2 separate regions of the Mus musculus genome follow, and region 2 is linked to region 1. Evidence: chromatin loops called from intact Hi-C (ENCODE). Cell type or tissue: left cerebral cortex. All regions are shown on one strand.

What was found. Hi-C counts contacts between places; a loop is a spot of excess contacts. Peaks named below come from ENCODE experiments on the same cell type or tissue, not always from the same donor. Only the 100,000 strongest peaks of a DNase experiment are listed, where the experiment ranks them.
Region 2: a loop joins it to region 1, with 2.2 times the contacts of the local background. A loop is called at or near these places in 8 of 42 quality-filtered maps.

The regions. Positions count from the first base shown.
Region 1 is chr6:33,927,537-33,932,536 of GRCm38, forward strand. All of the region lies in intron 17 of Exoc4 (exocyst complex component 4), which reads left to right. Among named protein-coding and RNA genes, the nearest start is that of Gm13853, 62 kb to the right of the region's middle. In left cerebral cortex, a CTCF peak has its summit at 2,390 (motif pointing left); a DNase peak (open chromatin) is centred at 2,386; H3K27ac peaks cover 880 bases.
Region 2 is chr6:33,678,818-33,683,817 of GRCm38, forward strand. The region is part of intron 10 of Exoc4 (exocyst complex component 4); the gene reads left to right. Among named protein-coding and RNA genes, the nearest start is that of Gm38785, 240 kb to the left of the region's middle. In left cerebral cortex, a CTCF peak has its summit at 3,120 (motif pointing left); a DNase peak (open chromatin) is centred at 3,150.

The sequences.
Region 1 (5,000 bases):
GATAAATGTGCCATACTAATATAAGATGTTAGTAGGAATAATGAATATAAGTTACTTGAGAACTTTATACTAACTTACTTTTTTCAACTTTGTGTGACTAAAACCTCTTTTTAAAAATAATCTGTTAAAATGTTATCAAAGACATTTATGCCATGAAGATCTGCATGTGGATGATTTATGGTGAGCATGAAAAGATGCTCACCATAATCTGTTATTAGAGAAATGAAAATCAACACCACACTGAGATAAGCCTGCCTGCACAGTCCAAATAAAAAAGGGGGGGGGTAGAGTTGGCTCTTTGGCTAAGAGCACTGACTGCTCCTCCAGATGACTCAGGTTCAATTCCAAGCACCCACATAGTGGCTCACAACCATTTGTAATTCCAGTTCCAAGGAACTCAGTGCCCTCTTCTAGCCTCTATGAACAATGCACACTCAAGGTGCAGGCATACATGCCAGCAAATGCCCATATACATAAAATAAAAATAATTTTATGTTTTGATAAGAATATAGAGGAACTAGTGCTAGTGGGAAAATGGAAGGTACAGTGGCCTTGAAGAACAGTTTATCCCTTCTTCAAAAAGTTAAAAATAGACTTATCATATGATTCAGAGATTCTACCCAAGAGAAATCAAAAATAAATGCACTAAAAAAGTTTTACCCAAATTTTATAACAGTGTTAACTGATGGGTGAATGAAATGTGAATACATACAATAGATATTATGTGGCCATAATATGAAATTTAATATATGATGAACCTTTACACATGAGGCTAAATTAAAGAAGCTGGCCATGAATGGCTACATTGTATGTGACTCTGTGCGAAATATCAAAAATTGGCAAATCTTCAGAGCTAGCAGTTACTTACTGTTTGGAGCTTGTGAGAAAATGAAGATGTGGACTCAGGATTTCTTTTGGGAATGAGTAACATGTTCTAAAATAGATTTTGCAGATGGCTGTACAACTCTGGATATATTAAATGATCTTGAACTCTATACTTCAAATATGGAAATTGTATGGTAGCTGAATTATATTGCAGTAAGTTTTTTTTATGTTGAGCTTTAAAGCTTTAAAAGTCCCAAATGATTTGTCATAGAAAATGAGTAGCTCAAGTTTTATACCACATTAATAGAGAACTTTGTCAAGGAAATATCCTACGCATTTTCACATTTCCCTAATCATCCTGAGAGGTGAACAATCAAGGAAGAATTTGTAAGGAAGTGATGCATAATTTAAATACTAAGTGGATTTATCCAGAGTTGGGGAAGAGCCATTCAAGCAGAAAGTGAGGGACCCTGAAAGATGAGGTCTGGGGGAAGTGAGATCCCCTGTGGTAAGCTGTGGGTGCCACTTTCTTGCCTATAACTCGAAACATCCCCTTCATCATTTCCCTTGCCCTCACTTATCTCCTGTTATCATATACCTAACCTATTTTATATCTGATTGTTCACCTTGTCTACCCACAATAGAATGGGACCTCCATAGGCAAGGGCTCTTTTTATAGCATTCACTGCAGTAGCCCCAACTGAGTAGGACCTCAGTTGTAAATGTTCTCAGTTGTAAAGTGATTGCTGAAGGTGTGGTCATGATTCTGCTCAGAGCTAGCAGGAATAAAAACAGATATGGGAAGTAAGACGGAGTTTAAAAACCAGCTCAACTTAAGTAATGGTTGAATGTCAGAGGCAGAGGAACGGGAGTTAAGGATGACCCTGGAGCATCTACACACAGAATCAGCAAGTAAGGTAGGGGAACGGGGAGGACTGGGCTACAGTGTGAGGATATGTGTAAGATGCCTGTGGGACTTCAGAGCAGATGTGTCTAAGACACAACAGGAAGCTTAACAGAAAGGGTGGGAGTAAACAAACAGACCTGGGGAAGCGTCAGCATGGAGCCATCCAACCTCGGAAAGGAAGGGTCCATAGGCCAAGGGCAGTAAGATGGTGATGCATAAAGCCAGCAGAGCACAGAGCACACAGCCATGCTGCTACCTGAGTAGAAATGCTACTTCCCCTGTCAGTGCACAGATCAGCCTCCTTCAGGATGAATGAAAGCCATGTCTCTTTTTAAGTCACCCACATCCCACGTGAGCTCGCCTACCCAGATTCTTCCTCGAGGTACCAGGAGCCCAGCCCAGAAACTAAACGTGCTAAGTGGGACCCCTGCTTCATCCTTGACCTTTGTACTTTGCTAAGTCTAGGAATGCCCTCGGCCATGACTGAGAATGTCGAATTCCTCCCTTGGGGGCTGTTGTGTATACTTATCTTCTACAGGCTTATTGCAGAGGGACATTGTTTTGGTTTTTTGCAAAAAGGTTAAGTTTTCCTGGAGTGACCGGGGCATAGCTTGCTATAGGATTAGCGATGCCGTGCTGCCACCTACTGGAAGCACCCACAGCTGTCAGGACAGACCTGTGACTGAAGACTTCAGTGCCTGGGCTGAACACTGACTGCTTCCCCTTGCAGACTCCTTTGCTCGGCCAGAAACAAAATATTCCCTGCATCTGTTTCCGCAGTCATTTTGAAACCAGCTTTATCCTGCCACCAGTCATGTCTGCCCTTCCAATCCCAACCTTTTTTGCAAGCTTCGCTTTAAAGGGCTTCATCTGACCAGTTTCTGTTTGGATTTGTGGTCACATGAGGCCAGTCTTCTGCCAAACATTCTTTTAATAATGATGACCTCTAGAAGCTCTGAGAAGGAGCTTTAATTCAGCGGTGATAATAAAGCTAGCTCTGACTCCTGGCAGCCAGGAAAAACAGGCAAGTGATGGGTTTTATAGCTTTTACTGCCTGATATAAAAAAAAGGTACCTGTTAATAAAAGTCAGTGATAAAACAAAAATGAGTATAATTTGATATCCAAGAGTGTTTTCTTAAGGACCGTCTATTACATTATTTAAATAATGTTACTTTTCTTGAATTTAACCTTCTTTTGACTTTGCTACCCATTTCTGCCTATACCGTTTTCTTCTGGTCTTGCCTCTCTTAAGTTTATTATACTTAGAGTAGATCTCATACATTGCAGAAACTAATTGGTCTCTAATTAATGGTTTAATTGGGGCTTTTTGGATGCAGGTGAGCATGCCTCACCAGCCTGCATAGCCTCCAGAGCGCCTGAAAACAATGAGAACTCATAATCTCCCCAGAAAAATGCCTGCCTCTAATTAAGGTCTGAGTTCTCCGAGACATGCCTCACGTGTGAAGGCCTTAGTTAAATAAGATTTCCTTCTTGTCGTGATAGCATACAGTCAGTTTCTAACTTGGGGTTCCTCCCAATTCCTGGCAGACAATGGATCTGTTCACTGTTGCTTATTTGCTGGCACTGGCATTGCTCAGAGAATACCATAGATGGCAGATGCTATTATGCAATGAAGATCCCAGGGAATAGAAATGAGAAATAACTTGCCCAAGATCTCCCATCAGATTGTCTTTATGTATCCTTCGGTGCCTCTTTGGTCTCGTGCTTAAGAAATTAAGTTAGCCTTCCGTGTGAGGCTGTTCTTCTGCCTGAAAGGACTGGGTTACATTGTTCTATGTAAAAATTCCAAGAACTATCACTTATTGATTTTAGTAGAATTCTTACTGAAAAATTGGAAGCTGGAAGCTGACCCCCTTCTTGTTTTATAAATAAAAGTTTAGTGTTGAAACTAACATGTTTAAAATTCAGAAACACAGACCAATGAGACAGCTCATCCAATAAGTGGCTGAGGCAGGAGTACCTGAGCTCAGTCCCCAGAACCCGTATAAAAATAGCTGAGTGTGGTAGCCCACACTTGTAATCCCAGCACTGGGGAAGAGGAGATAGGTAAATTCCTGAGGCTAAGTCCAATCCCCCTCACTTAATAAGCTCCATCTGTCCAAAAGGAAGTTAGAGACACCTGAGGACTGAGGCCCAAGGTGGTTCTGAAGCCCACCCACACCCTAGTTCCCCAAAATAAAGACTCTGAGACTTCTTATATATGAATAAATGCCTAGACCCTTTGGCTTGTTTCTGCTAGCTGATAACTCAGCTATTCTGTTTAAACTAGTCTGAGGCCTGCCACATGGTTAAGTTTATCTCATCTCAGGTTCATATGACTGGCTTCCTCAAAGTAAAGGACAAATTTTCCCAAGCCTGACCACACATACACACACACACACACACACACACACAGAGTACCTTCTGCATTCCTCTGCATTGCTTTCCCCCTTTCCTAATCTGAAAAGACCAAACCCAGATGCTGAAAGGAAGCCACATGGCATGGTGAGCAAAATGGCTTTGCTCTCAAGTCTTCCCTAATGTGTCTTTGTAAGCTAGAGCTTTCTAATTTTCTATATTCTGAAATTGATGTTTTATGTGCTTAATTTTCACATTTTCCTATATTTTAATGTTTTATGACTCATTTTTATTAGCACATTCTCCCTCCCCACATAATCATAAATGTCTTATAACTAGTCACCAGGATTGTATTTAGTTTCATTTCTGGGTATCTATAGTTTATTATGTAGTTTATTTTCTCTTCTCTTTGTAATAGGCTTATATAAATTGAAAGTATTTATAAACATGGTCTAGACTTGAAAGTATGTTTAGTATACACGAATTTACATGTGTTTAGAGAACATCCATCAATAAATACAAATAGTTTGCCAAGAAATTATTTTTATACCTAGCCTTATAGTCCTGTGGGAATAAATTGTTTTCTCTAAAACAAGGGTAGCTCCAAAATAGATTTGGTGTAAATTGTCCATGTATGCTAATGAAAATGTACTACTATGGTAAAAATGAGCATGCTTATAGCTGAGCTTGATATATGCACTGTAGCAAATGCTTTCTCCACGTTGGTTCTTTGAAATTGTGTGTAGATGTTACAGTCACATGTTGTGAATAAAATGGAAAATATTTAAGAGGTTAAATAAATTCCCAGTTCATAAAATAATAGATATAGGATCACGTATAGATCACTGGACTTCAACATGTGAAGATAAAGCTATCATTTGGTAAATATAGGATCTATCTTTTATATAG
Region 2 (5,000 bases), 250 kb before region 1:
TTCTACTTTTCTATTTTTGAGAATTTCATAGATGCGTGCTGTATTTACACCATTTCCACCCTTCCCTCTGACCCCTTCAAATCCTTGCATGACCTTTAACTCCCTCTCAAGTTCAGGCTTGCTTGGCTGTGCATGTGTTTAGGGCTGAGCACTTGGGATTAGATAACCTGTGGGGTCTTATCCCTGAGGAAGACTGATTTTCACTGCCTTAGCAGCCAGCTGTTGCCTGTAACTCTACATTTAGGGGCTTGACCCTGCGAAATCGTCGTTGGCTTGTTGTCACCTAGAGGTGGCCTTATTCAAGTCTTATTTAGGTAACCATATTGTTGAGATTTCGTGGGTATAGCTCCTCCATCATATCTAGATGACACTATGTAGGAGCAGGTGTCATGGGCCTCTGGTCCTTACAATCTGTCTGCCCTGTATTCTGTAATGTTCCCTGAGTCATAGGTGTGGGGGTTGCAATGCAAATATATCAGTTAGACCTGGACACCCTATCTTCACAGCCACTTATTTTCTGCATTTTGACCAAGTGCTTGCACATGCTGCAAAAAGAAGCTTCTTTGGTGAAAACAACACTCACCTGTTGTTTTAAGTATTTAGAATACAATTGTACATTTTATTGATTTAGGACAGTGGCTATAGTAGATTCTTCTCTAGGGTTTTTTGACCTCTCCAACCATGGGTGGTTGGTTAAGTTTATATTACCAGGATTTAGAATTTACTCCTCTTGATTAGGCTTTAAGTCCAATCAGACAGCTGTTGGTTACTTTCAAGATAGCTGTACCACTATTAAACCATTGGGGCAATCTTCCCCTTGCTATAAGGGAAGAAATGGGAACAATGATGAGAGTGCTACTCCTAACTGGAGTAGGAGAGGGGAGCAATAGAGAGTGAGAAAGGAAGAATAGATAATATTTAAGGTGTGTTTGAAAAACACATAGGGAAACATTTATAAGTTTACTTAAAAGTTAGTAAACACAACATGCATTTTTTAATGAAGTCATACCATACAGAGTGATAATGCTCCCTCAAGAGCCATAGACTCTCTAAGAAAAATGTGAGTGCCAGTTGTTGGTCGACAAAGTTCAAGTGAAACCCCATTAATACAGACTATTGCCATCACCCTTGGTTGTCTCCCAAGACTTAAAGACTTAAAGACTTAAGTAAGTCCTTATTGCTGTAGATACCACAGACTAGGGATATAGGCAGGTAAAGATAGAGCTGGAACTGACCTACAGTCCTGCCTCCTAAGGACTGACTCTCATAGTACCAGAAGGTGCTATGTAAGCTGCCAAGGCAAGAAAGCAATCAATAGTCCTACCCAACTGGGAACCATGACAGGTCTACTCTTATCAGCACTGGCTCGTCTCTCTCTTTCCCTTTGTGAGGACTCAGTGAACCTAAACTTCCCAGGCTCTGTACTCACTGCTACAACTTTCCTTCTCTCCTGGCAGCCTTTTCAATTATTCATTAAGACACATCCAACATGACTTTCTTTCTTTAGCTGTCTCTACATTTTGTTCTTATATAATTGTGGTTCATATCACATCCTATCATAGTGACTTGTTTTTCTACATTAGACCTTTGTAAAAAGAAAGCCCAATGGACTGGAGAGATGGCTCAGCGGTTAAGAGCACTGACTGCTCTTCCTAAGGTCCTGAGTTCAAATCCCAGCAACCACATGGTGGCTCACAACCATCTGTAATGAGATCTGACGCCCTCTCTGGAGTGTCTGAAGACAGCAACAGTGTACTTACATATAATAAATAAATAAATCCTTAAAAAAAAAAGAAAGCCCAAATTATACCTGCCTTTGCATCCGCCATCTGGGACATTGTGCCATCCTAGAATAGTTTCCTGGACTACTTAGAAGGAACACTAATATGCTAATCAAGTCTTGTGCAGAGCACAATATTATACTTCCAGATCTAGTCATGTAAAGTCCTAGGATGTTCTCCAGCTTTTGAACCTTAAGTATTATGCCAGCTACTTCAAACATCATTTCAATAAATCCAATTTGAAATCTGTATCATGAACACCTATGGCATTATTTGATGCAGTTCTAATCAGTTATTCACACTGTAGGCTGAGTTTGTTTCTCAGTACCGTCTAGTGAATTGTGATTGCTGATCTGATGGGTGATATCCTTATGCCTGTGACTTGGGGACTACATTGATTCCCTCAGGTATCGTGAGGTTATTTTAATATAAATGAGTTTATTATTTACTAAATGTCCATACTGTGTGTATAACTGTCACTTCATAATGGATGCACCTTGGTCATTCCTGTGTCATTCCTGTGGCTGTGTTAACATTTCAAGACTCTCATTTCCCAGCTCTGTCTATGCTGTGTCTGTCTTTAGCCTTCCACTTTTCTTCATGTTTCTGCCTAGCGTTTTTTCATTCATATTTTTCTTTCCATTCCTATAGAGTTTCACCCATGCTTACATTTTGCTTAATTAACAGTTTTCGCAGCTGTATTCAAAGTCCATTAAGCATTGCTAATTGTTACTACTTGGTTGCTTCCCAGGGTTTCTAAAGAAGATAAAATAAAACAGGACCAAACATGACACCTTGGTTCACTGGGGTCATCTTGATCCCTATAAAACCTAGCATACAGCTTTATTAAACTGTGTTTTCTCATAGTGAGCCACACATACTGTGATAGCAATTTAAGATGACAAAGTATTATTACTGCTAGAGAAAACTTAGATATATTTTAAAACATGTTTACACTACCTTACAGATATAATTTAAAAACAAATTGTATACACTAAAGCAAGAAACTTTTGTTAAGAAACTTTTGTTTTTCTCCAAGCAAAAAAAAAGCCCAGAGTTGTGAGCGGTTGTCAATGGTACATGAATATTCAGATAAACCACCCAGGGTTACTTGGTTGTTTAAGATGAGGCTTGATCCAGTAGCATTTGAAAAAAAAAAGGGGGGGGGATACTTTTTGCCACTCAAAACAGTGCCACCTCATCTTCTTGGAGTTATATAGACCAGGGAGTTTTGGTAGATAATGTGTGGAGAAATATGAGAAACACATTATTTTAAACTCAAAAGAGGGACAAAGAACATGGAGTAGTTTTTCCTTTTCCCAGCTGCCCTCTGGTGGCAAAGACACAGCAGACAGCAGCCATGCTGAAGGAAGCTGCTTCCCTGCTTAAGAGGGACCAACCAGAGCCTTGCCTGTGCATGTGTGATTCCAAAGCGGAGTGCAGGGCCTCCTAATTACATCCTGCTTCCCCGTGGCATCTGCTCTTATCGTGGCTGCTCCAGGCTCCACCAGCTCAGTCAATACTCACATATTAGCAGGAGACAATCGATAGAAAAATTAAAAAGGAAAGTCAAGGTAATTAGGCTAAAGCTGCTGCTTATGAGTTTTCAATAATTGCTTTCGCTTCCTCTTGTTTCCTCATCTCTAGAAAAATAGGGCCTGATTGAAGGACTGGGTCGTGTTTGACTGAGGACATGTCAAAATTATACAAAGGCAGGCAGGAAATAGAATTAAGCTGTATTTGTTTTAGAGCAGTAAAGGGGCTTTGCATGATGGCAGGGGAAGAATAGGAGCTGATTTAAATGTCCCCATTAGCAGCTGTGCCATTGTCCCTACCTGTTTCTGTCACCAGCTTCTGCACCACTAGCAGGAGCCCACTCAGAAGCACCATGACACGTCCTATACCCAAGCTCCAGGGGAAGGCAAGAGGGAGACTTCCCCCAGAAAGCAGCATCCCGATCACTCTGGAAATTTCATTCTACCTTTTACAAAACTATGAACTAAATCAAAATCTCCTAGTTGCTAGCCGTTGTGTGCCGCTGTTGAGCATTGGTCTCTGGGTACAGTTGTCATGGATGGCAGCCCACTTATGAACACATTTGGGTGAACTGTATTTCCTAGGACAGGAAGTCAAGTCTCCATTTTGACCTGCCTGGGCATTTGTGTCCTCTAAACAGAGACACCCTTCGTCTTCTTGTTGCATGGTACGGTGCCAACTACCTTATAGAGGAGGAAATACCAAGGGAGCCCCTCCTCTGAGAGTGATGAATCAAGAAGGGGAAAAAAAAAGGATAGTTTTGTTACAGAGATATTTTATGTTTTATGTCCATTTACAGTCTACATATGCATGATTTCTGTCAGCTTAAAGCACTTTATAAACTTTATAACCAAATTATGTACTTACATCATTTCATTCACTGTTGATATATAGCTGTTAAACATCTGCCACATGCATATTTCTTTCAGGAAAAAAATGTAAAAGAGAATTCGATCTTGGTAAATACACAGGAAATATTGAGATGAAAAGAATATGATATGGAAGTATTTATTGTGCACCTGCTATGTCTAAAGCATAGAAGAGCCCACTGGCAAAAGACAAAAAAAAAAGATAGAACTCTTATCACCTTCCCCACGTGCCCCTTCCTTCCTCCCTCCCTCCATGTTTGTTGATCAGAAGTGAGTGATAATACCTGTGTTTGGGTCCAGGGCAGTCTGATTTACATCATCTCGTTAACTTAGACTTTTTCTTAAGGTGTAGGGATTGATGTGTCAAACTGCTCTTGAGGCAGGTAATTCACATGTTATTGTGGATAGGGATGCTATGGTGTGGCAAGGGGAGCAGAGGCCTAGAGAGCCAGGCTTGCTTGCCAAGAGCTGTTGCACTGATTCCCCTCTGTCACTCCTCTCCTACCTGAGCTTGTGTCTGTGACTCTGTCACCTGGAGAACTTGTAGCAAGGGGACTATGTTATGATGCATGACATGAGTTTGACATTTGTTTAGAATTGTACCAGGGCTCTGTAGAAGACTCCTGCTTCCCCTACAGCCTTCGGTTGAGGTGGAGAAATTACAAACCAAACAGCTTTGATCACCTTCCTCAGCTTCCTTGGCTCCACCTCCTGGTCCTTTCCATCCCTCAGGGGAGTCCCCGTCACAGCACTTAGACTCTCCTGCCCTTCTCTGGCCTCGCTATGATCACTTTTGGGGTGTGTGGTAACTACT